Linked DNA regions of Homo sapiens: region 1 is linked to region 2. A link is an interaction called in ENCODE POLR2A ChIA-PET data of the cell type or tissue named here. Cell type or tissue: PC-3. All regions are shown on one strand. Links, peaks and the distances in the headings refer to the core of each region. The heading gives the core; the rest is flanking DNA. Region 1 overlaps ANKS6 (ankyrin repeat and sterile alpha motif domain containing 6). Region 2 overlaps GABBR2 (gamma-aminobutyric acid type B receptor subunit 2).

Region 1 (2,906 bases), core at 298-2,797, 96 kb before region 2:
CCCAGGACTATGACGACATTGAGGCATGGAAAAAAAAAAAAAAAGCGGCACAGGCTCATTTTAGTCCCACCCTTCTGTGTCCAGATTTCCTGTTCCCCCATCACAGAATTTCACAATGGCCCTGAAAAACCATGCAGCAGGAGCATTTTATGCAGAGAGATAAGGTTCTCTAGGTTGGTTTCAGTTGAACACAGTGACTGATTCATTGGAGTTTTCACATTGAGATATAGTGACCTCCTTAAGTAGCTCCTGTATGAAGTAAACATTGGTTATTCATACCATTGTCGTCTTGTGATGATTGATGGTGAGATGTGTCCTACCCCTCTCCTTTTGAATAGGCTTCAGTGTTTACAGGGTGCTTATGAACCCCTTCTTATGTGATCATCCCAGCAGGATGGGCTGTCATCCTCCTGGAGGCCTCGTCTTTGGGGTGGGCATCTTGTAGCTGCTAAGTGATCTGACTCCCAGTTAGAGGTTCTTTCCTTGCCCTCTTTTAGGTGATCAGATCACTTTCCTGTGTCATCTGAAAACAGTTTGTTTTCTTATTCGATGAGTCTTGAATTCCAAGACGAAATTTTATTTCAGACACCTTGGTCTGTAGGAGACTTTCCCAATGGAGATGTCCTGATTTAGGGTGGAAGAAGTGGAGTCTCCATGGGGTCAGTGATTTTTGGGCAGAGCTGTTGGTTTTGTCTCCTCTCCCCTCCCCCTCCCCTCCCCTCCCCTTCCTTTTCCTTCCCTTCTCTTTTCTTTTCTTTTCTTTCCAACAGTATCTCACTTTGTTGCCAGACTGGAGTGCAGTAGCGTGATCATGGCTCACTGCTGCCTTGACCTCCCAGACTCAAGCATCCTCCAACCTCAGTCTCTCAAGTAGCTGGAACTACAGACTTGCACCACCACACCTAGCTAATTTTTAAACAAAATTTTTAGTAGAGACAGGGCCCCCCATGTTGCCCAGGCTGGTCTCAAATTCCTGGGCTCAAGTGATCCTCCCACCTTGGCTTCCCAAAGTGATGGGATTACGGGTGTGAGCCACCACATCTAGCCTCAGTCTTCATTTTGTTCCTGGAAGGAACACTTAGACTTTGATTTAAATCATGTTCCCGCTTGACCTGCCCACGTGCTAGGGAATGAGAGAATGTGAGACTGTTTGCCCTTCCATGTCCTTCTTAAATGCTCAGAGACTGAGCTTTGTAGTTAATGTTGGTTTTGTTGCCCAGGAGCAAAGCCATGCCTTTGCTTTCAGTGAATGTAACTCTAGCATTTTTTCCCAGGAATAAGGAAATTGTGAAATATCTGCTAAACCAAGGGGCCGATGTCACTCTTCGTGCAAAAAATGGATACACGGCCTTTGACCTGGTGATGCTGCTGAATGATCCCGGTAGGTAATTTCAAGAAAAGGGTTGTAAATCTACCCAGCGTTTCTTGGACTGGGAGTCAAGACAGGCACCTCCTCTGTGACTTGTGTTTTAAGCACTTGCTTATTCGTGGGGGAAAGTCACTCTCAAGTGTCAGGAGCTTACTGCATGATCTTAGGCAAGTTCCTTCCCTCCCCAGTGAAGCGCTGGACTTGGACCAGGTGGCCCCGGGGACTTCCTCCAGCACCAACCTCCTAGGAGTCTCTAGAGAGGGAAGGAAAATAAGACGTGTCTGACTTTGCAGTCCACACACACCCTAGAATGGCATCTGTGCTTCACAGCCAGAAATCCTGAGTCACTCAGGTGGAAACATAAAGTCCCCTTTGATAAGCAGAATGGGAGATAGAGCGATGGCCTTCTCAGCTTAATTGTGTAGGTAGAGGCTGCAGGGTCAAGGGTCGTGTACTGGGAATGTAGCCGTTAGTTCCACCCCATTTTGGCCTCGGCTGGTACCTGCTACTCCCCTTTGACCCTCCCCTGCTGTGACAGACCCTCTTTTGGGACCTGGGCTTCCAGTTAGCCAGCTCAAGGGGAAAGGTCTCTGATCTGTCGTCTTTCTTATCAACCTGGAGTTTCAACCCAGAGAGAGAGAAGCCCCGAGGCCCTTCTGACCCACTGGGCTTGAACCCTGTGCTGGGATTCTAGCTGTTGGCTGTGGGGAGAGAAGACTTTCACCTCTGCAGTCACAAGTCACCTGCTGCCCCTCTTAGCTAGAGGGGTAGCCAGCAGGCATGCCCTTCCTCGTCACAGCACTGCCACCCTTGCCACCCCTTCCCTGCTGCAGGCCCCTGCACTTCACAGATGCACACTTGGTTCTGTTTGACCCTCAAAGAGGTCTGAGAGGGGAAGCAGAGGTTCACATCCTCTTGAAGAGATGAGGTCGCCAAGACTCGGGAAGTGATCTGTCCCAGCCAGAGGGTTGGAGTCCTGTGCCCCAAGTCCAGTGATCCTACTCCACCTCATTGGAGACCTTCTTCACTTGCCAAGAGTTTGTTATTCGGAATCAGTCCGCAGCCACTCTCGCTGGATCTCATACACACTTTTTCTGAGAAACTCATCTTTTCAGTGTTCCTCTTCTCCCTAGCCTCCACTGCCGTTTATTCCCTTTCCCAATAAAACAGTCTATTCCTAGGAATATTTTGCCTACTGGGTTTTTAAATGAAGTGTTTACACAAAACTTTTGAAGAAACTCATGCCTATTATTGAATACTTGGAGAGAAAAAAGAAATAACCTGGCGTGGATGGCTCACGCCCATAATCCCAGCACTTTGGGAGGCTGAGGTGGGTCGATCACTTGAGGCCAGGGGTTCGAGACCAGCCTGGCCAACATGACGAAACCCCATCTCTACTAAAAATACAAAAATTAGCCAGGCATGATGGCGGGCACTGTAGCCCCAGCTACATGGGAGGCTGAGGCAAAGAACCGCTTGAACCTAGGAGGTGGAGGTTGCGGTGAGCCAAGATTGTGCCACTGCACTCCAGCCTGGG
Region 2 (2,906 bases), core at 130-2,629:
TATGATCTCTGGAGGGCAGGGGAGCTGAGGTCTGCTGCTCAGTGTGTGTGTTCCTGTAAATTCAGACTACCCTGGCAGGCTGGAGCCCCCAGGTCTGCTGAGAAGGGGTGTCCTTTGGGGCATGTGCTGGGGAAGGTGATCCCAGTGAGACCATCGAACATGCCCAGAGATGAGAGAAAACACTTCCATTGGTGGCTTTGGATTCATCTTAGATCCCTCCCCTTCACCCTCCTTCCTACAGATGTTTATTACAAGACCTCTGTGTGCCAGGCACTGTGTTGGGCATTGGTAGGTGGTCCCAAGCATTGCCCCTGTCCTGTGGAGCCAGTAAGCTTTCTACATTGTGTGTGGGTGGTGCCAAGGACCTGTGGAATGGTGCCAGACCGGGTTGTAGGAAATCCAGTCATTGCAAGGTGGGCAGCCTCAGAGTCAGGAGCTGGAGAACACAGCGGGGGCTGGGGGATGGGGTAGCAGATCCCAGAGCAGGCAGGAAACAGCAGATCCCAGAGCAGGCCTCTGGCCTCAACAGAGTCTCTCCTTGACCAAACTTTAGTCAGGCTCCTCTGATCCTCTTCTCAACCAGGCCCTGACCTTTGGGCTTCTGTGTCCATCTTTGCATCACCCAATTTTAGCAAGAATCCTGCTAAGTCAGTGGAGTGAGAATTCCCCACCCTGAATATCTGATCACCCCTGATATCTGATCAAATTCCTCGTCCTTCACAAGCCTCAGGTGATGTCTGATCTCCCTGGCCTGACTTCAGCAAGAATCCTGTCCGGTTGGTTCAGCCAGAATTCCCCCTTACACCTGACATTTCCTCATAGTAATGTTCCGTCCGTGACCTCCCACCCTGCCCCTTGGCTGTAAATCCCCACATGCCCTTATTCTGCTTGGAACTGAGCCCATGTCTAGACTGAGGTCTCTTGCCCCCAGTTGCAGTAACATCCTGAATAAAATTTGTTTTCACTGCTTTAACTAGTGTCTAGATCTGGCTTCTTTGACAGCCCTCAGCAGGAGAGGGCCAAGAGGACAAGGAAGTCTGTGGGTTGAGGCAGGGCAGGAAACCTGGTTAAAGTGCAGGGGAAGGTCAGAGTATGTCGAGGGAGGATCTTTGTCTTGTTTGTTTAGAAGCACTGACTCTGCTGAGGGAGGGTGGTCTGGGCTCTGCTGGAAGTACAGGGCTGGGGAGAGGCAGAGCTTGGAGGGCTGTTGTGGACACCCTTGTGTTTGGTTGATGGGTTGTGGGGGTGACAGGGAGGAAGCAAGGAGCCAAAGCTCTGTGGATGGTGGACCCTTCACTGACTGAGCTGGGAGTCCTGGACAAGGGGCAGGGTTTGTGGCTGTTAAAGAAAACCGGAGCCAGACAGAAGTTAAAAAGGTAAAAATAGATTTTAGGCCCAGTGCAGTGGCTCAGGCCTGTAATCCCAGCACTTTGGGAGGCCGAGATGGGTGAACCACTGGAGGTCAGGAGTTTGAGACCAGCATGGCCAACATGGTGAAACCCCATCTCTACCAAAAATACAAAATTTAGCTGGGTGTGGTGGTGCATGCCTATAATCCCAGCTACTCGAGAGGCTGAGGCAGGAGAATCACTTGAACTGGGAGGCGAAGGTTGCAGTGAGCCAAGATCACCCCACTGCATTCTAGCCTGGGTGACAGAGAAAGACTCCATCTCAAAAACAAAACAAAACAAAAAAAACAGATTTTATTCGGGGACTATTGCAATAGAGGAAAAGAGACCCCAGTGCAGATAGAACTGGGCTCAGTTCCAAATACAGCGTGGACCAGTGGCGAGCCATACCCCAAGAGCAGGTTGGGAGGGATGGGAAATTATTATGAGGAAATGTCAGGGGTAAGGGACGATTCTGGCTGAACCAACTAGACAGGGTTCTTGGTGAAGGCAGGCCAGCTGGGGAGATATCAGACATCACCTGGAGCTGGCGGGGGATGAGGATTTGATCAGATATCAAGGGTGAAGGTTTCTAGCTAAGACAGCTTCACACGGGTCTTGGTAAAATTGGATGATGCAAAGACATGGAAGCCCAAAGGTCAAGGCCTAGTTGGGAAGAGGATCAGAGGAGCCTGACTAAAGTTTAGTCAAGGCTAGGTGCAGTGGCTCATACCTGTAATCCCGATACTTTGTGAGGCCAAGGCGGGAGGATTGCTTGAGGCCAGGAGTTTGAGAACAGCTTGAGCAACAGAGTGAGAGCTCATCTCTTAAAAAAAAATTAGCTGGGGATGATGGTGTGTGTGTGTGTAGTCCCAGCTACTTGGGAGGCTGACGTAGGAGGATCTCTTGAGATTGGGACTTTGAGAGTACAGTAAGCTATGATGGTGCCATTGCACTCCAGCCTGGGCAACAGAGTGAGATCCTGTCTTTAAAAATAAAATAAGTAAAATCAAAAACTATAGTTTAATCAAGGAGACACTGTTTGTCATGGGACGAAGAGATCCAAGAATGCAGAAACAGAAGACCTGCCCATTTGGAGCTGATATTCTAGTGGGGAGATAGACATCTGAAAGAAATAATTCATAATTTAAATCAGAAGGTGTGCACTGAGGGCTTGAAGCATCATTCATGCCCTTATTCATTCAACAAGTATATTAGAATTCTCTAGGGAACTCTAGAGGGTTCAGGACTAATAGGATAGATGTATATATGAAGGGGGGTTTATTAAGGACTATTGACTCACATGATCACAAGGTGAAGTCCCACAATAGGCCGTCTGCAAGCTGAGGAGCAAGGAAGCTAGTCTGTGTCCCCAAACCTCAAAAGTAGGGAAACCAACAGTGCAGCTTTCAGTCTGTGGCCGAAGGCCTGAGAGCCCCTGCCAAACCACTGGTGTAGTTCCCAAAGTCCAAAAGCTGAAAAACTTGGGAGTCTGATGTTCTAGGGCAGGAATCATCC

Evidence for each region. Peaks named below come from ENCODE experiments on the same cell type or tissue, not always from the same donor. Only the 100,000 strongest peaks of a DNase experiment are listed, where the experiment ranks them.
Region 1: POLR2A ChIA-PET joins it to region 2 with 12 read pairs; 2 of 35 experiments call an interaction of 5 or more read pairs at or near these places.

The regions. Positions count from the first base shown.
Region 1 is chr9:98,780,942-98,783,847 of GRCh38, reverse strand. It overlaps ANKS6 (ankyrin repeat and sterile alpha motif domain containing 6), which reads left to right. Exons shown (of 15, transcript NM_173551.5): 5 at 1,275-1,381. Among named protein-coding and RNA genes, the nearest start is that of ANKS6, 14 kb to the left of the region's middle. In PC-3, for the core only: no CTCF peak of the experiment used is centred there; a DNase peak (open chromatin) is centred at 1,637; H3K27ac peaks cover 1,510 bases.
Region 2 is chr9:98,685,182-98,688,087 of GRCh38, reverse strand. All of the region lies in intron 1 of GABBR2 (gamma-aminobutyric acid type B receptor subunit 2), which reads left to right. Among named protein-coding and RNA genes, the nearest start is that of GABBR2, 22 kb to the left of the region's middle. In PC-3, for the core only: no CTCF peak of the experiment used is centred there; no DNase peak of the experiment used is centred there.